Regions from separate parts of the Mus musculus genome. Here regions 2, 3, 4 and 5 are each linked to region 1. Evidence: chromatin loops called from intact Hi-C (ENCODE). Cell type or tissue: heart. All regions are shown on one strand.

Region 1 (4,000 bases):
CAGGGAGTGGCACTATTTGGAGGTGTGGCCTCATTGGAGTAGGTGTGTTACTATGGATGTAGGTTTTAAGACCCTCCTCCTAGCTGCCTGGAAGCTAGTCTTCTAGGGGCCTTCAGATGAAGATGTAGACCTCTCAGCTCCTCCTGCACCATGCCTGCCTGGATTCTGTCATGCTCCCACCTTGATGGTAATGGACTGAACCTCTGAACCTGCAAGCCAGGGCCAATTAAATGTTGTCCTTATAAGGGTTGCCCTGGTCATGGTGTCTGTTCACAGCTATAAAACCCTTGCCATTGAACAAGGCATGTATTCACTTCTACTCTGGTCCCTGTTAATCCCGCTTGACGTCACTGTGAATTCCTGGATGGCATGACCAGCTCTGTGGAATACCCGTAGGCCTTCTTCCTCCAGACTCAGGACGTCCCCTGACTTTTGTCTCCCAGTCATCTTCATCAACACTGGCATCATCCCCCTAAGAGAACCACTGCTTTACACACAGCCCAGGGATCCAAGGCTTGGGAATCTGCCTCTGGTTTTTTTTTCAGCCACAAAAATAATTTTAGATAACAAGACTCACGATGCCAGGTCCTGCCAAGTCTGCCCCTTGGAGCTCCTATCAATAAAGCTTCAACTGGGGATGCAGAAGCAGTTGGCTTTTTCACCCAATGAGACGATCTTTGATAAATGATGTCGAGAGCACACGCAAGCTAATATCTAAAGATGTTTATTTGTGAACCCATGAGAACAAAATTGAAAGTTTCGATGACCTAGATAAATTGGATCTGTTCACCTAACGCACTACTAATGAATAAAGATATCCAGGACTATGCACGACAACGTGTATACCTCTGAAGATAATGGTGAGTGGAAATGGAAATGATACAAAGATTAGATTTTACAATATTTCAAATGTAAAGTGCTTTTGCAGCAAATACAGAGAGAGGGGGGGAGGGCAACAATGGGTTATTCCAGACAGGAAGAGCTTGAAGGAGGACGAGGCTACTAAGAGGTCAACTGCATCTGAAATGTCCTGTTTCTGTTACAGCAACGGGAGCTGACGTCAGATTGACCATTGGCCTCAGTCATTCTGAGATAGCAAGTCCTTGTGTCTGGACTTTTCTGCCTAATGAAATGGTTTATTAAAAAAATTAGTCTTTAACATATAATTTTAGAACATGCTACCCATTTGTGGAGTGTGCCACAGGGGTCACCTATATTTGGACTTCCCATAAGACCATCGATTTGGGTTATCAGGTTGGCCCAAGTATCTGCTGCAGCTTCCTGTGGGGAGATCGCACGTCCTCAGACACAGAGTTCTGAGAGGCCACAACTTACTCGTTTCCCAGAAATATGGGAGGAAGTGATGTGTGTCCCTTTGGAGCAGAAGTTGTGAGGTCTAGTTTTTCAACCTTAGCCAGGAAACCAGTTGTCCCAGAGCAGGGTCTTTCTGCCAGGCACGGTCTAGAACAAGAACTGAATTCATGGCCAGACCAGCCTGGAGGAGGGATGCAGGTGAGCGGACAGAAAACACATTTTCACGCTTCTTAGATTGGGGGTTGCCTGCTACCTCGAATTTATGGCTATGCTGGCTGACACAATTTCAAAGCATAATGAGAAACGCAGTATCCAAAATAGCACAATTGCTGTGATTTTCTTAGAAAATGGAAGTTTTCAGAATGACTATGAATCTCCCCACATCTTTTTTGTTTGGTTGGTTTTTTTTTAGACTCATAAGACATTAAAAGTAAAGAACTTAGTCAATTCAACATTGAATATGTGTGTGTACATGTGCGGATGCAAGTGTGTACATATGGTGTATTCAGACAACTGAGGCTGCATAGAAACTTACCACCTCATTCCCTTAAGAAAGGGTTTCTCACTGACCCAGGAGCTAGGCTAGCAGCAGCAAGCTCCAGAGAACCTTCTGCCAAAGTCCCGCACAGCACTGAAGTTACAGGACGTACAGCTACACAGTGAGTGTGGGGGTGGTTTGAACTCAGGTCCTGACACATGTACAAGATCTACACCATCTTCTCACCTCCAATATTGGAAACTGAATCACACCCCTACCACCTCCTGGAGAGCTTTGCAGCACAGCCGGGCTTTGCAGGCAAACCAGTGACTTGGTCTGGCAAGGGGTCACTTCTGAAATGACTGTAAATATATGAATCGTTTTCTTTCTACCCTGGAATTGCATTTGTATTTCTTTCTAAAATAATTTCTGGTGAGCTGTTCTCTGCCTCTCCTTCCTCTATCAAGTCCTTTCTCCCTCCTCAAAAGTTCAGACTACCTTTACTGTACTGGATAAGTGTGCTTGCTGCCTGGGTGTGGGGACCACAGGGGTCCTGGTTGTAGAGAAAATATTAAAAGTGCAAAGTCCACGGGTTCCCAGTACTGTCCACAAGGTGGCAGTAGCGTCCACACAGCGTGACCGATCTCCAAAGCCAGATGTTTCCAAACCATTTCCCTTGCAACCAATACATTAAATAAACACTTTATGTCGCCTTTGAATTATAATGACATACCTAGAGTGAATAACGGCCGAATGTCAAAGTATTTTATTAAATTTTCCTGTCATGTGACAAACTAATTCAATGAATGCCAGGGCTTTTCTCACCCACCTGGGACAAATCTGGACGTTAAATTCATTTTGTATATACTTCCCTGCCTTTCTCTTCCCCAGTGCTTACACACTCGGCCCACTCCCCAACTCCAGTTGCTAAGCAACTAAAAGAGCTTTGTTTTTCTTAAACAACAGCGTTTAACGGCTCCTATTTTCTCTAACCAGAACATGGCTGCAGCCCAGATTCCACCTCGTCTTTGTAAAATCCCAGAGCAGGACATGTATGACTTATGCTAATAGCATGGCAAGTCACATCACAATGGATAAATGCAGGAAAAGAAAACCCAGAGTGCACGCATTTAAAAAAAAAAAAAGATTTATTTCTCTATTTTATGTATATGAGTACACCGTTGCTGTCTTCAGACACACCAGAAGAGGGCATCGGCATCGGATCCCATCACAGATGGTTGTGAGTCTTCTATGGAGCTCCAAGGAGCAGTATACCATGCTAGACATGGGGTGGTGTTTCCCCTGGACTCAGATAGTGTTTCCTTCTTGTAGTCTTGCTGACATCTTTCATCATTAGTAGTTCTTGTCACCCTTGCAGACTTCTCTTGTCTTAGTAGCGGTGAGACCTCCGGTTCTCTCGGTCCTTTGCCTTATCAAAGCAAGGAAAGGCTCATTAACGGCGCTTTGCTGAAACCCATTCAAAGTAAACATTACCTCATCTAGTCCTGTGGATGTGTGGCTTTGCATTGAACTATAAAGTTGCAAGATTATTCCTCTTAAAGGAAATTGGCAGTCACAAGCAAGGAAATGGGTGGAGAGACTAGGCAAGAGAGGTCCTTAAGAGAAGAATGAGGCCTCTTCTGTCAGACTCTGACTATGAAAACTCAGTTTGGTCCTTCTGGGGATTTGCAGAGAGTGGCAGGCAATGTCACTCACTGATTTCTTGTCTTCCCTGTGCCGCAGGTCCTCATGCAGCCCCCAAGCCCTGATCCGCTCCATTGTCTTGGTTGGGCACAGCCGAGGGCCTGGGGTCTCTACGATTGAGCTTAGATTTTAAAGGAAAACCAGGACTCTCTGGCCCTGGAGGCTAAGTTGGGAATTAGACTCACGGGGTTAGGATCCCTGTGGCCTTTGGTACATGCTTTAGCATGTTTGAACCTCAGCTTCTTCTGAGGTACATGACGAGCCACTAGGCCAGACACATAACCTGGAGGGGTCTGAGGTATGGCAACATTCTCTGCTACTTCTTAGATATTTCTTTTCAAATCCAGGCATTAGGATATCAATTGGCCTGCCCCTAGAGGCATGGCAGGTGTGGCTGCCCTGTCACAAGAACATCAATCAGGAGGTAGCAGAAAGGAAAGAGGCTCAGTCAGTGTTCTGACCTGGGAACATCTGAATGATCATAGCCTAACATTTCCTGAAAAT
Region 2 (4,000 bases), 180 kb after region 1:
TGTAAAATAAAATTTGTAGTAATTTATAGAGTGTTCATCTTCAACTTTAAGAAATTATGTGAAAAATAAAACATCTTCCACTATCAACCTACTTTGTGCCTTTGAAGATAAACAGTCTTTTCAAAACCTTCCACCTACAATCTGTCCTGCCTGCAGGATATGCTGGGATAATGACGGCGCAGAACTTGTGAGAGTGGCCAACCAGTAACTGGTACAGCTTGAGGCCCACACCACAAGAGGGAGCCCACGTTTAACACTATGTGGATGGCCAAGAACCAAAGGCTGGTAAGCCCAGAGACCTGGGATAGAACCAAATATGACTGGCAAAAAAAAAAAAAGACAATGAAATAATTTCTACTGACATCATTGTTCTATACTCATAGATCAGTGCATATCTCACTGATCATTAGAGAGGCAAGTGATCCAGCAAGTGATAGGAGCAGATGCAGAGACTCACAGCCAAATACTGGGCAAGGCAGGGGAGCCCCACAGAGGAGAAGGAAGGACTTTAGGAACCAGAGGGATGGAGGATACCATGAGACCACAGCCCACAGTATCAACTAAGCAGGGCTCATAGGAGCTCACAGAGACTGAAATGACCATCACAAACCTAGAATGGGTCTGACCTAGGGCCTCTGCATATACCTTATGGTTGCAGAGTTGTTCTCATGAGAGCCCTAACAGTGAGAGTGGGGAGGGGTACCTGTGACTCTTTAGCCCACACTTGGAACCCTCCTCCTCCTAACAGGCTGCCTCATCCAGCCTTGACGTGAAGGTTTGTGTCTAATCTCATTGTAATTTGTTTTGCAGTTCATATACCTGGGAGGCCTTTTTAAAAAAACAAACAACAACAACAAAAAACGGGGAAACAGAGGAGTAGACCTAGGTGAAGAGGGAAAGTAGGGGTAAGACTAAGAAGAGAGGAGGTTGGGGAAGCTGTGGTCGGGATGCAATGTATGTAAAGAATAAAAATTAAAATAAAAAGAGTAAGAAAACCAAATCATATAAAAAGATATTCAGGCAACCACAAAGATCTGAACAAACTTTTGGAATCAGTAGCTGAGTCCAGAAGAGCCAAGAATAGCCAAGGCACTGTCTACTTCAGTGAAGCTCTCCTCTCCTCTCCTCGGAGGGTGAGTAAGGATTAAATCAAGCAGCAGGCACAGAAGATGCTACCGCCTATAAATGAGAAAGGAAACCCTTCACTATGCCCTATTTGCTATAAAAAACATGGTTTTAAAAAGAGAAAGGCAGCTTTGCTACTTAATACACTACTGTCACAGCATTTTTATATACTCTGAAATGAAAAGACCTAGCTGTTCTTTGTGATGCTTAATTATGGACTAATCAACGCAATGAATCAAATATAAATGCCTTTAAGGCATGAGATAAACACTTCCCACATAAATAGCGACATAGAATTGACATATAATAACACCATTCTAAGTGATTTTTAAATAACAAATGCATTCACACTTAAGGAACACAGTTCTAAATTCTTAATATAACCATTCTTACATGTTTAATTCAGAAAACATTGCTTCATATAAATATGCATTAAACTGGTCTTGTAAAATTGCATATAATAAAGCGACCAAGTTCTCCATCATGCAACATAGTTAAAGAAACCCAGCAAAATAGTTCCAGGATGTGGGTTTCTTTTTTCTTTGGACACAAGGTATCACTTTGTAGCACAAGCTGACCTGGAAGAGGAGTAGCTGGGATTAAAGCTGTGTCACCACCATGCCTGGGTTCTATTAAGAACACAAACGGTGGAGGCTGGAGCCATGGCTCAGAGGTTCCCAGGAACTACACTGTGGCTCATAGCCCCCTAGAATGAGATCTGGTGCCCTCTTCTGGCCTGTAGGCATATATGCAGGTAGACCACTTATACATAATAAATAAAATCTTCTTTTTAAAAAACACACACAAATGTTTACATAGGTCTGAAGTGTCTGATTGAAAATGTTTTGAAAAGACTAGAATCTAAAGCAAAAAAAAAAAAAAACTCCACTGGGATCTCTTTTTAAACAATCTTATTCTTTTCTATAGACAGTTTACATCTTGGGACTCATTTTTACTTGGTGAATTTATACAATTCAAGTCAGTGTTGAGTAATTATTAAATGATTTCCAAAAAAAGTGACTTCCATGACTTTTCCTTCACTGTAAAGTCCTGAAAGAGAGTACTATGTTTTCATAATATGGTATTTGTACCCCAGATGTAAGACCTAAGCTCAAATTGACAACATTTAAACTCTTATTTTGTACAGCTTGTATTCACATTTTTAATTATGTGTATGTGTGTGGGTTTATACACATGAGTAAAGTGCCCAAGAGGCTAGAAGAAGATGCCAGTCCCCTTGAAACCCAAGACGCAGGCAGTGGGGAGCAGCCTGGCATAGGTGCAGGTGCCGGGGCCTCTATAAACTACTGAACCATCTCTTCTCCTCCTAACTCGCTCTTATATTTATTTTTATATTCAAACCTCTGTTCAATACTACAAAAAAAAATGTTGTTTAGGAGACTGGTCTGGTACTGCTATATTTTCAAATGCTAAGTACTAAGCCCCCAAATCTGGTTGGCCCCTGACAAAATCCTCCCATACAACATATTATGTTATGTTACCCTGCTCCCAAAGCTCTTTGGGCTATAAAAGGCTATAAAGCCTGTGGTTGGGCAGTATAAGGTAGGCCGGCTTTCAGATACCTGGCTGGAGGTCACAGGTATAGAAAGGAGAGGAGAAGAAAGAAGTCCAAGGAGGGGATGGATTGTGAGCACATAGCCATGAGGTACATTGGCTGGGATGTGAGTTAGAACAGCTCTGAAACCTGCCCAGTCTAAGCTCACAGCTTGTAAATAAAAGACCTGGACTGTGTGTCTTTTACACGGACTAGCAAGAATTTAGAATTCATTTTATAGGGTATCATCAAAGAATGTTCTTGCAGGCACTAATATTCCCTAAGTTTTGAAGAGGGACATTAACAAGTATTTAAAAGACAAAAGCCAATAGCTACAAGACTAGTTTCACCCACTAGAGTCAATCCAGAACACGTTTTAAATGATTAAGGAATTGGTGGTGACTGTTGCCACCAAAGCAACTGTTCAAGATTAGCTTGTAACAAAAGCCATGGTCCATGGGCCACAAAGTACAATTAGCATCACAAGTGGGTGTTGCAGCAATAAGGGAGCAAGTTGGCTCCTGGAAGTGCTACTCAAGGTTCTTTATGCCCTGCAGTGTTGGATCTTAGAACATGACTGCAAACTGTAACTGCAGTTCAAATCCAAACTGTTCTTTCAATGTGCAGAGTTCGTTTTTTGTGTGTCCCTGGTCATCACCCTATGGTGAAGATCCTCAACCTCTTTTGTAGCCTAGGTGAGCAGACTTAGCTCCCCCAATAAGCGATGAGAAGAATGTTTTTTTATTCCGTCCCTACATATGAGGAGCGCAAGTATTTTTATTTCTTTAATTTAACCATGCAAAATGTGTTGACTTGACTGATTCACATGTAACTTTTTTCTCATATCTGTATCTGAGGGTGAATCCAGAGGAACGACTGTGATTGTCACAGGAAGCCGACTGTATTATTTAAGAGAATTCTAACAACTCCAAAGGGGGGGTCAAAAAATCACAGGAAAAAAAAAAAAAAGCTTCTTCAGGACAGCTAAAGAAATAAACAAACAGGAAGCCCACAAAATGAGATAGAATCTTTGCCGTGTGTGTGTGTGTGTGTGTGTGTGTGTGTGTGTGTGTGTGTGTGAGAGTGTTTGTGTGTGTGTGTGTGTGTGTGTGAGACATATGATAAAAATCCTGAATATACTAAGAACTCAAAAAGTTTAAAAAAAAAAAGATTCCCTATGAAACTGACTTGAGATCTAAACAGTTTTCAAAAGAAGAACGAAAACTGGCTAAGGCATGTGTGAGCAGCTATGGTGGCACACAACTTTAATTCCAGCACTCAGTGGACCTCCATGAGTTCAAAGCCAGCCTGGTCTATATA
Region 3 (4,000 bases), 130 kb after region 1:
TCAGGACCTTCAGAAGAGCAGTCAGTGCTCTTACTCACTGAGCTATCTCACCAGCTCCTGTCACAAGTCTTATAAAGAAAAATAGTTCATTGGAGCTGGCTTACAGTTCAGAGGTTTAGTCCATTATCATCGTGGCGGAGAACATAGCAGCACACAGGCTGTGAGGCTGGAGAGACAGCTGAGAATTCTACATCTTGGTGGGCAGGCAGCAGGAAGAAAGAGACACACTGGACCTTACGCTTCTGAAACCTCAAAGCCCACCCCCAATGACACACTGCCTCTAAAGAGGCCACGCCCACTCAAAATGGCCACACCTTCAAATAGTGCCGCTTCCTATGAGCCTATGGGGCCGTCTTCGTTCAAACCCACCACAACTTCCATAAATAGCTTTGCTACACATGATAAGTTTTGACCTTAGACTGTAGGGACAGATAGTTTGACAGAAAAACAACAGGTCCAGTCCTTAGGCCCCTTCCTCAGAGAAACTCTAGTGGACCTCAGGAGTAGCAGAAAAAGGACAATCGCTTGCTGAAAAAAAGGGAACATGAACTACCCTGCTTCCTTCAGTGAAAACAAACCAGAAGCCCCTCCCGTAAGAAGTGCAGCAAGCTGCGGAGGTAAAGCAAACAGATCGGAATCGTGAATGTAAGAATTGCTGGTATTTAGAAAAGCTCACAGCAGGCACCCATGCTTTCAAACTCCTGCCGCAATCTGGGGGAGATGTCAATCACTACTTGCACTGTTTTTCAACAGTCCTTGGTGGACAGAGAATCTGGCTGCAATTACGAGCTTATTTTGGATTGGGCCCAGCATACGACATAAAAAGGCATAAACCAGGCCTGTACTTTGTCACCGGAGGGGCCTTCCTCAACTCTGCCTCCTCCTACCCCCCCTAACAGGGCCTTTGGCAACGTAAGCGGGAAATTTTTTATTGTCGCAACGCGAGGGTACTGGCATCTATCAGTTAAAGTCATCCTAACCCCCACCAAAGAACTAGGCTATTAACAGCATGATGTTGCGCCTGGATGAAAGGGGTGATCGATTTGTGACAGAGGGGAGTAGTTTTGGTCGCTGCCTATTGCGGCGTGGAGGTCACCACTCTTCAAATACTAATTCTTAGGGCAACCCACTACTGATGACAGAGAAGTGGATCACCAAATGTCCTAGAATACAAACCAGATAGAGATGACATTATTTTGCTTTTTGTCTAGAACAATAATATGTCACCTCAAGCCCAGATTTTAGGTCCTTTCTGCTGTCTTCGCCGGCGAGACATCCCTGGACTTTTCGGACAACTGCAAACAATTGCAAACTGAAACCCGAAGCCTTTTGGCGCCAGGGTTTCTGCGTGGGTTGTGGGTTTCTTCCCCCCTCAGCAAAGAGTGGTGGGGGAAAGCAAAACACTTGGGGAATGAGGTGTTTTCATAACGTCATTTGTTTAGTCTAGATGAGGAATGCAGCTCTTTCGCGACAGGAAAGCTGCGGATTCCAGAAGCCGGGATTCTGACCAGAGACTATCCTGCACCGGGGAGTCCTGCACCCCGGAGGCTAACATATGGCGTTTGTGCAGTAAAGGGTGGCGGGAATCCCACGGGGCGACACCGGATCTCGCTGGCTCCGGGCCGATCCTGAGTGCTCCGGACGTCCCGGGACCGGCGGGTAGGAGCAGCCGGAGACGGTGGGAGACTCGGACGCGCGGGAAGCCGCAGGAAGAGGCGGGATTCCGGTCTTTTGTCTCGGGGCCAGAGCTCGAAACCCGCAGCGGGAGCCCAGCTCAGCGGGCCGGGCGGAGACCATCGCACACCCCGAGGGGCATGACCGATGATGGGCGTGGCGAACAAGGCCACGCCCAACATAAGTCTTTAAAAGCGGGCACACGCGCTCCCGCCAGTCTCCGGATCCGCCCGCGGCTTTCCTCGGTCAGACCTCGTTAGCTCCGCCCGCCGCGTGCTCCCTCCTCCCACTCGGGTGAGTCCTAGGAAGCCTGCAGCCCCGCGGTCCCTGTCATCTCCACCCCTGCTCCTGACTATGCTTCCACCCGTCCTCTCACTTCTGCCCCAATGCGGGGTCCACTAGCACACCTGCTGTCGCCCCCAGACCATCCCTGCCCTGGGACCTCATGTCCTTGGGGCAGGTAAATCATCCCCTGTGACCTTTAATTTTCCATCCTGTTCTCTGGGAGAGAGGCGAGCTGGGAGTTTCTCGTGGCCGCCAATGCCTCTTTTTGTAGCCCCAGGCTCCCTCCCAGGGCTGATTCTCCCCTTCGGGTAGGAGGGGTTAGAGGCTTCGGGGCTCCAGTGCCCCAAGGGTGTGTCTGCCCAGCCCTGACGACCTTCTCGGGAATTGGGTGGGTACTCTGGGGTGGTGGGCGTCTCCATACCCTCTGAGCTCCAGTTCTCCTGTGGCGAAACGGAGCTCCTGGCCATCGCCTTTGTTCGGTGGTCTCTGCCCACCCGGCACAGAAGGAACCATAGTGAAATTCTAGTTGAACATTCCTAGCTTTTCCTGGTGCTTTCTACCTTTAAAGTACAAACAAGGATACAGCATTGCTTGGTTCTGAAATTCTGCAACAGGTCCTAAAAGTCACAGTATGGGTTCAGAGCTAGATAATAGTTATAGGCATCCGTGAGGTAAGGGGTGAGGTGAGGGGAGAGCTCTTGAAACTTCTGCCCCCTTGGAAGCCAGGACTTTGAACTTTATTTGTTTACCTGATTACTTTTTGAGTAAATATTTGGTTTGACCTGTTTTGTTTGAGTCGCATACATTTTTACTTTATTAAATGCTTTTCAGTTCGGGGCGGGGGGGGGGCTGGGTGTAGTAATTTTTTAACTTGGGCAGCGAAAATAGTTAAATTATTGACTTTTTCAATGCGTGCTTAATCTCTACTTACATAAAACCAAAGAATCCAAAAAGGAAGTGATTCTTGTACCCAGATTCTTCAAGAAAGATTTAAACGGTAGATTTCAAAAGAGAGACTCATACAATCTCAACACTGCATACAAGTGACATTTGGGACCCTATTCTCTGCCATTGCCTTGTAATTGTTACTGATAATTCCTTCATTACTCCTCAAGGCTGTTTGACCCCACTTTTTATAGCCAGGTTGCCATAGACGTATACATCCCATGAGTCTCTGGAACACTGTTTGCTTAGTTATCTTGAATATGTTGGAGCACACCTCGGTGCTTGTTAACTGAATAAAGAAGGCGGGAACAGACAAGGCCCCGTTGTGGGGAGCAGTAGATATTTATTAACAGATTTCAGCCAACGTGGTGTTTTTTTTTTTTTTTTTTAACACCATAAATTGTTAACAGATTCCTCCCAATCTTGTTTGAAAATTTTTGGCTGATATGGAATATGCTCAAGAGCATGCTAAAATCAGTACTGATTGGAGGGCCATCCTGGTGAAGTTGCACAGTCTTGGACTTGAGGGAAATTGTATCTTTATTAAAAGATAGCATAAATGTTGGTATCAAGTAGGGGGACAGGATACTAGGTCCAGGCATAACTCTGTCAATACATAGCTTTGAGAGCTCAAGCCTTTGGTTTCCATTTTCCTTCTGTTACAAATGAGAGGGATGAATGAGATGGACATAGGGGACCCTCTAAGGGAGAGGAGGTGTAACATGGGAGGGCAGAAATCAAGTCTAGAGTGTCACTCCCAAGTCAGTACCCCTTGGTTTGGTGCCCCTAACACGTTAACACTCTCTGGTCTCAGCCTTGTGAAATAGGTCTAATAGCATCCTTGCTGGGGTGGTGGGGGAGAGGGAAAGGGTGTGTCTGGGTAGGGTGTGTGTGTAAGGAATGCCTAAGTACAAGGTACAACCTTAGGGATATGTATGTGGTGGGTTGCTTGTGGTTTTAGATAACTTCCTGCGCTTTCTGAAACTTGGAGTGAAATGGTTCTTGGTGGGAGTCTCTCCAGAGAGAGGGGACTTCCACTTGAACATCCCCCAGCCCTTCCCTCCATCCTCAGACCTCCCGAGGTTTCCTCAGGACT
Region 4 (4,000 bases), 310 kb after region 1:
TTACTAGCACTGTCACAACTTGTTAGTGGGGCGATTGAGCACCTCCGGCTCATGGGACTCATGGGAGGGGACCTTTGGGAACCTGCACCTGATTTTCTCTGTACTTATTCAGCATGCTTCTTCTTTTGCTGATTTTGCTGTGTATTTTTTTTTCAGCCATAAAAATCATAAATGTAACCATGAGTACTACTACACTGAGTCCTGAGTACCACCACACTGAGTCCTGAGTACTACCACATAGACATCTGAGTACTACCATACAGAGTGAGTCCTGAATACTCTGAAGAGTCCTGCAGCTCCTTCTAGTGATTCACCCAAACTGGTGTAGTCATAGAAACCCCTCTAAACAAAACTGAAAGAAATATATCTTTGAGCCAAATCCAACCCATGGAGTATTAGCTCTCAATCTCTAACATACAAAACGATCAGGGCAAGATGGCTGCCACCTGTTAACGGGCACGTTTGAATTCGCTGTCTCCTTGATGCCTCACAACAGCTGGAATATGTCTGCTGTTGTTGGAGTTTTTGTCTGTTTTGTTTTGTTTTGTTTTGAGATTGGCTTTCTATCCCAAGCTGTCCTCTAGGTCCCTACGCAGCCAGGGGTTTCCTTCAATTCCTGATACCCCTGCCTCCAACTCCCAAGTGCTGGGACTACAGGTATGCACCACCATGCCTGGTTTATGAAGTGCTAGAGATAGAATCCAAGGCATACAACCACTCCAGCAACTGAGTTACACCCCCAGGCCATTGAGTTTTGGGGAGTTTGTCCAATATGGATAGTTTTGAGCGCTTGTTTGAAAGTTCTGGCAGGGGACAATGTAGCTACTCGTGAACCCTTGACTTCTCACACCCTAACATCTTAAATATTAGCGGTTCTCAACCACTAATGCTGGGACCCTTTAATACAGTTCCTCATGTTGTGGTGACCCCCAGCCATAAATGTATTGTTTGCTACAAATTATTTGGTGCTATTTTGCAACTGTAGTTTTGATACTGTCGTTGTGTTTTATAAAAAAGAAAGAGACACCAGGGATATGTTTGGTGGAGGCACAGTATGGTGTGGGGGTGTGCTTCTGCGAGGCCCATGCTGAGGCATCCCTTCCCCCTGAGGGACCAGTCACAGGACTATAGTAGTGAAAAGAGTTTATTTAGGGCATGGGGAGGGGAGTTGAGGGGGTAGTAGAGACAGAGAAAGGCAGAGAAAGAGAGGCACACACACACACACACACACACACACACACAGAGCAGAGGAGTAGAGGCCAGCCATGAGCATGTGTGGGGGTGGAGGGGTGGAGAGAGAAGAAACAGAGGGGTAAGAGGGGAAGAGAGCAAGAGAGCCAGAGAAGGGCTGTGAAAGTCTTTTGTATCTGTGTATGAATAGGGTTGAAACCACTGAGGCTGACATTTCTTAGCAAAAAGAAGATAATGAAACAGGTTGCCATTTCAACCATCTTTTGAGGTTATATACTTATTAAGAATCACTGCACTGCCAGAGCTGCCTGCCTGCATGGCTACAGTCCCCACACTTGGGAGGCCGGGCAGGATGATCAAGACGGCAGCCTTAGCATAATAAGCGAGCTTGAGGCTGTTCTGGGCAACATGAGAACCTATTTAAGAAAAAAACAAAAAAAGTCATATTGCCACTGTAAAGGGTTGTTTTTGTATCTGTCTGTTTTGTGGGTGTTTTGATACATAGTAACCTCTGAATTATAAACACCAACCAGGTCCGTAAGCATCCCATTCATTTCTGCATCCACATCCCTTCATTTCCTGCTATGTGCACCTGGTGGTCATTGTGTAGAGTTAAAATGACTGACATTTGTTGACTGTGTTCAGTACTGATGCATTTCCATGCCTGTAGGCATCGATAAAGTACAAATTATTTTTATATTCGTTCTTAGGAAGGAATCCAAAGCACAGGAAGGTTCCGATCAGTGTTTAGCTGAGCCTAAAGTGTCCATCAGTTCAAGCAACAATCGACTTAGGAAGGCAAATAAGACATATTCAAATATAAACAAGCAGTTGAGTTGCCTGGTTTTCAACAAAAGGCAGTTGGGATTTGATTGGCATTTATTTCCTCCCTTTGTTTGGTTTGACATCGAAGCTGCTCTAGTGCCACCTGCTGGCCAGGATGGGGAACTATCTGACTTTCCCTGTAATTGTATTTATTCCAGCAAGATTCTTCTATATATACTGGTCATGTAACTGCAGTTTTTAAATGTCTGGCCTATGGCCCCCCCAAATAAACACTTGACGTGTATTATTTATATCTGGATAGATAGATGGCCATAATATTGATCTAAGGTAGAGCACTCCAATTTATAGTCCAATTTTTGTATATTTCCAGACACCTCAAGATAAGCATCACAATATAGAAGTACATGTGTCATGAATACATGTTTCACAAATCCTGGTATCACTATCATTTTGCATAGGATAAAAGGGAATTATTAGTGATTTTCAGAAAGCTGTGACTTCAGCATACCTTAAGCTTTGATTGTGCAATTCTTACAAAGTGGTTTGTAAGTGTGATTTTATTTTAAGATATCTTATATTATGTCTTAAAATAGGGTGTAACATCTTCACAGGGCTTTGGGGGGACTATAGTCAATGAACTGCAAAAAAAAGTGGTTCGATTATTTAAATTACAACCCTGAGGTGAACTGAATTCCTTTTCGTGTGTGCACAAATCTGCATGGCAAAGCACTGACATTTTAGGCCCGGGCATGCGTGCTTGAATGCAGCTCCCCTTCAGAGTGAGTAGAAAATGGCCGGCCCTTTCATGTACCAAAGGAAGGGTTTGCACTCTGCCCCCAACACGATTTCTACCACAGAATAAAGCCAGTACCAGAAATACAGAGGCAGGAGGGGGAGAGAATTTATTGGAAATGGAAGTTACCAACACAGAGAACAGCAAGCAACATTTAATCTAACACTGCTGGGTCTCGCTAAGGGATACATTAAAAAAAAAAATAGGCAAGTTGCTTATAGAAAGAGAACCCCTGAAGGAGAGGGGTAATGCAGAACTACACAAATTACATAGAACAACCTTCTCCCTCTTTCCCTTCTCCCCTCCTTCCTTTTTCTCTCCCCCTCCTTTCTCTTTCTCTCCTTCCTCTTCCCCTTCCCCCCTTTTTTCTCCTCTTTCTCCTCCTATTCTTCTCACTCCTCCCCTCCTCCCTCTCCTCCTCCTTTGCCTCCCACCTGCTCTCCTTCCTCCTCCTCCTTCTCCTCCCCCTTTTCCTCTCCTTCTCTTTTGCTCTCCCAAACTTTATTAATGGAAAAAACAGTGTTGGCCAAGCTATGAAGCACAATCAGTTTTCTGGAATCCCACTTGCAAACACCTGACACTTGGTTTCCAAATGCTCACACAGGAAGCGCACAAGGTTCCGGGTTGGGCTAAACAGGTAAGAAGTTGCAATCCTGATGCTCGCGTGTTCCGGCTTTGCCCAGTCTGTAATCTGTCCTTGAATAGTAATCTTTGCCCAGTAGCTACTATGCCCTCACTCGTTTTGTCTGTTAGCTTGCTGAACTCTTCTTCCCTATGTAGAATTTGAGCCGCCTGGCCAAGAACTGCATTTCTTATGTCAAAACTAGGAATTTGTTTAAAGCAACAGCATGCTCTCTTTTGTATGAGTTGCCTTAGCAGCTATGGCTTGTACTACAGTCTCCTAAAGGAACTGTGGGTTGTCTTAAGCATTCCCAAGCAGCCATGATGAGTTTGAATCTGAAGGAGGCCAGCCACAGCCATTAAATTAACCCTAACGCTGGAATTATTTACATCCATGTTGACCAATGTCCATCTTGAGTTGCAGTTTAAGTAATTTTTGACTTATCAGATTCTAACAATATGTAAAGTTTGAGGTGTCTGTGAGCAGGGCCTCTCTTCTGCTCTGTGAGCTCACCTTGGGGAACTAGGGTCTCAGATAACTCAGAAAACCACAGCGGTTGGAGCCAGTGGCTTTCAGGTTCTCTTCTCACGAACTGGAAGAATGAATTC
Region 5 (4,000 bases), 150 kb after region 1:
CAAACAGCCCTTTACTGGTGGCTAGGAAGGATATGGACAGCAAAGAGGGCCAGCTTTCTAGCTGAGCCAAACCGTAGCCTGAGGAGGCTGCTTGTGCGCTGGTTTTCCCAGCCACTTGCTGCATCTAGATCATACCAAAGGAAACAAGCCTCTCAATGTCCTAACTCAGCTGTCTCTTCCAGCCCTGGCACAAAAACTGTTTCCGGTGTGCCAAGTGTGGGAAGAGTCTGGAGTCTACAACTCTGACTGAGAAAGAAGGCGAAATCTACTGTAAAGGTAAAAACTCGGTTCTGCTGTCTGTTAGTGTCACCAGAAAGGGAGACATCGTGCACTGTTACCTTTTGAAAATGAGACCGACATCTTAGGACAGTGATTACATTCTTCCATTCCTACTGTGTGTGTTAAGTCCCACACGGCTGGGGATCTGGCCGAATGGTAAAACGCTTGCCTATGTAGCACATTCACAAGGCTGAGCGCCACGCTCAGCACGGCCTCCCCAACCTCTGACTTCCTGCTTTAAGCCAAGCATATGACTACGTGAGGGTGACACACAGAAGGCAGCTGGATTTCACGCCTGCAGCTCATCACAATCCTAACTTGGATGCCGTGGGAATTCCTGGACTCGCTTCAAACAAGGATGCTCATAGCAGAGCCCATTTTATATCTTAAACTGACCTCTGGCAGAGCCTCCAGTTGGCTTTTAAATTCATGGCCATTTGTTAGTGACCTCTGATTAACTCTCCCTTTCCTTTGTAGGGTGCTACGCAAAGAACTTTGGGCCCAAGGGATTTGGCTATGGTCAAGGGGCAGGGGCCCTTGTTCATGCTCAGTAATGGTGTGAACCCAGTAAGCACGACAGAGAATCTCCATTACCAAACTGCAGATGGCGTTTATGGCGCTCACTACTGTGAAACAGCCAGCACTTGGCACTGGGCATCACCGAGCTGCCTGTGGGGGCTGGACCGACAGCGCTGCACTCTCCCGCCCACTCACTAGCGTCTAAGAGCATTCTTTTACATTTGAAATAAAATTTTGGCTTGATTTGGGTACCACCTCTTAATTAACCTTTCAGAGGAGCTGTTGTGATTTTTAGATGATGAGAAGTTATCTGGTTCCTTCCTCCAGTGAAAACCAGTCTCCTGATTAAAAAAAAAAAAAAGACGTTCTTAAAAAGACAATCAATTCCTTTATGCAGTAGGCTAACATTTGCACTCTGAGAGCTGAAAACGACATTTTTACTTTTGAGATTTTCATTCATATATATATATATATATACATATATATATATATATATATATATATATATATATATATATATAACAAAACACTCTTTGTTGAAGGTGCGCTCACTGGCAGTTTTCCAGGCTTCCACACGCACACACAAATGCACAGATCTCTTTAGCTGTCAAGATGCTTCGACTGACTCATGATTGCCAAGCTCCTTGGAGCCAGCAGTTAGCACTCAGCATCTCTTTCCCTTCTGCCCCATTTGAGCCTGCTGGTGGTGACTCTTTGTCAGGACAGCTCCCTAGAGGGTAGATGGAAATGATCTACATTAGTAACACCTGGGTATGAGACTCTGGCTGGAGAGGTGGCTTGGTGACTTTTGGGTCCCCAGTGCCCTGCTGAGCTCCGGTTCAGAGACCCTGTCTCCAAAGTAAGGTGATCCAGTGAAACACCTGATGTCAACCTCTGCTACTCACGTGGGGGTAGCAAGGTCCCCACTCCCCAGAGGCAGGACCCTAAATAAAGCACTGCTGGAGTCTTGGCTGCTGCACTTCACACAGACCGTTATTACTAAACTGAGCAACGTTCTAGCCCTGCCTAACAAATTTTAAAATCAAAACCAAACAGATAAACTTTTTCCAACTAACCTAACTGAATTATGGAACTAAGTTCGAAATGTTTACAAAAGTATCTAGCATGAATAAAAAACAAAAATTACTAGGTCTGAAAAGAAGGGGGAAACTCATCAACTGTACATTTCTATAATGAGGGTGGGAACTATCAAAAGCCACTAGAACTGGCCAAGATGTAGGGGGGGAAACAAGGGATGGAGGTTATGTAAACACTTACCCTGCAGGGAAAAACTCAGGAAATGCTAGGAATCGTTCAAAAAAGAAAGAGCATTCAGTCAACAGTGGAAGTCCTAGAAACCTTGCTACCATGTGAGGAGCCAGAACTGCCTGAGAGTTCTTGGGAGGGGTTGGGGGGGGGGGGCAGAAAAATATCAGAAGAATGACAGACATTTCCAAATTTGGTAAACTTGTAAATCTATAGATCCAAGCATTTTGATACTATAAACGCTAATCACTAAGCTCTAAAATAGTGCCTTCTCTTAAAACTTCATCAAGGCAGGAGTCTGGGTGCATATTTCTCATCACTGCTACCTGGGAAGCAGGGGCCGGTGAATCCATGGCCAGCCCTCAACAGAGCAGCTCTGCATCTCCAGCAGATGGGGACAAAGCGCACATCCAGGTCAGAGGCAAGGGCTTCCTGGGGGTCAGAGCTGGCCTCCTTGAGTGTGTGACTTAGACCAACACTGCATATTCTACTTGCAACTACAGATTTCCTACTTCAAAAGTCAAAGGTATTTAACAGTAAACACTTTGTGGGATGAGGGCGGGTTTCCTAATAAGCCCTGTCCCCAGATGTACTGCTTTTTCAGATAGTTCTACAAAGTAGAGCGAGACATATGCTAGGAAAGCCGTACCAATCTGGCAAGGTCAGGGACACGTGACTAATGACGAGCGGGAGTGCATCACATGAACATGGAGTTCATTGTCTTGAGCAGTTCTGGACTGAGCATCGACAGTTCTGGAGCCCTTCTATCTCATACCATGAAGTTAATTACGAACTGAATGTTAGTCTAACCTGAAACCACCCAATGATCGTCCCAGCCTCTGAGACCTCAGGAAACGAGACTGATAACAGGGAAGAGCCTCGCCATAATTTTGCCTTTCAAATTTGCAAAAGAAAATGCTTTTGTTTGCTATGCCTGGCATTTGAAATAACCAGGATCAAAGTTTAGTAGAAATCATTTTGTAAAAATAATGCTTTAGACATACTTACATTCAAAATTCAGATTTCTATTCTTCCTGAGGTCCTTATTAGCTCCATGGAATCCAAAAATATACTATGGAAAAAGGTTGTCTTTTTATTGCAAAAGATTTCTCCACATTCAAGGAGCCAGAAACTTTAGAACACCAACAGTTTTACTTTTACAAACCCCTATAAATCCTGCCCCTGACTTCAATCCGATCAAAACAGAACTGCAGAATCTTTATTTTACAGTCTTTCTAAGTGAACTGAGCAGACACCACATTTAAGAGTCAATATTTATTTTGATTAATATTTTACAAAATTTTGACAGGTTTAAATTATGTAAGGAGGACTGATTTATTAAACACTTTACAAGTTTTTCTTTCCACAGAGTAACACAGTAAGTAGCTGAATAATACTTGGCACAGTTATAAATAAAGAAAATATAAAACAAAAACATTCATAGCTTAAGTAGGATGCTTCTTTATGCCTAGTATTTAAAATAAACTCCTACAAAACCAACAAAAATATGAATGAAAAAACTCCCAAGAACTTCGTCCCTAGCTCGTAAAGGAATCCAACTGACAGTGAGAACTCCCTCCAAGGAACCTTCAAACACAGCCTGAGAACTGGATTTATCCGGCCCTGCACACAAGGCCTGCGGAGTAAGGAAACATGGCGCACAGTAGCCTCCAGACCATCTGACAATCCTGTTCCAGACTCGCGGAGACCCAAACAAGCCGTCAGTCTGGAACGCATCTCCTTGCCAATATCTTCCGTGGAGTTCCACATCTACAGGGGTTGCCTGCTTTACGGAGAAGCATCTCTTGCACTGAAAGGATACTGTACCACAAAGAAAGAACATGGTAACAACATTCTTACTCAAACTGAGAAAACCATCGTACTCTAACTGTTGATAAAAATGTATCTGATAAAAATTGCAACTGAGTCTCCATGT

What was found. A loop is a pair of places that touch in the nucleus more often than their neighbours do. Peaks named below come from ENCODE experiments on the same cell type or tissue, not always from the same donor. Only the 100,000 strongest peaks of a DNase experiment are listed, where the experiment ranks them.
Region 2: it touches region 1 in a loop (7-fold over the local background); 40 of 42 quality-filtered maps call a loop at or near these places.
Region 3: a loop joins it to region 1, with 5 times the contacts of the local background. A loop is called at or near these places in 5 of 42 quality-filtered maps.
Region 4: it touches region 1 in a loop (7-fold over the local background); 34 of 42 quality-filtered maps call a loop at or near these places.
Region 5: it touches region 1 in a loop (2.6-fold over the local background); 8 of 42 quality-filtered maps call a loop at or near these places.

Annotation. Positions count from the first base shown.
Region 1 is chr10:110,792,311-110,796,310 of GRCm38, forward strand. Gm36808 (a long non-coding RNA gene) reads right to left here. Exons shown (of 3, transcript XR_380779.3): 3 at 2,919-3,221. It overlaps Gm23698 (a small nucleolar RNA gene), which reads left to right and starts at 3,863; the gene lies at 3,863-3,990. In heart, a CTCF peak has its summit at 2,408 (motif pointing right); a DNase peak (open chromatin) is centred at 1,311; H3K27ac peaks cover 1,037 bases.
Region 2 is chr10:110,974,423-110,978,422 of GRCm38, forward strand. All of the region lies in intron 3 of Zdhhc17 (zinc finger, DHHC domain containing 17), which reads right to left. Among named protein-coding and RNA genes, the nearest start is that of Zdhhc17, 34 kb to the right of the region's middle. In heart, CTCF peaks have their summits at 233 (motif pointing right) and 1,857 (motif pointing left); no DNase peak of the experiment used is centred here.
Region 3 is chr10:110,918,287-110,922,286 of GRCm38, forward strand. It overlaps Csrp2 (cysteine and glycine-rich protein 2), which reads left to right and starts at 1,890. Exons shown (of 6, transcript NM_007792.4): 1 at 1,890-1,968. In heart, no CTCF peak of the experiment used is centred here; DNase peaks (open chromatin) are centred at 975 and 1,875; H3K4me3 peaks cover 3,911 bases; H3K27ac peaks cover 3,913 bases.
Region 4 is chr10:111,098,138-111,102,137 of GRCm38, forward strand. No RefSeq gene overlaps it. Among named protein-coding and RNA genes, the nearest start is that of Gm29916, 17 kb to the left of the region's middle. In heart, CTCF peaks have their summits at 2,127 (motif pointing left) and 2,343; a DNase peak (open chromatin) is centred at 2,124; H3K27ac peaks cover 1,076 bases.
Region 5 is chr10:110,938,455-110,942,454 of GRCm38, forward strand. Csrp2 (cysteine and glycine-rich protein 2) reads left to right here. Exons shown (of 6, transcript NM_007792.4): 5 at 183-276; 6 at 757-1,060. The coding sequence ends at 833. It overlaps Zdhhc17 (zinc finger, DHHC domain containing 17), which reads right to left. Exons shown (of 17, transcript NM_172554.2): 17 at 3,325-4,000. Among named protein-coding and RNA genes, the nearest start is that of Csrp2, 20 kb to the left of the region's middle. In heart, a CTCF peak has its summit at 2,444; no DNase peak of the experiment used is centred here.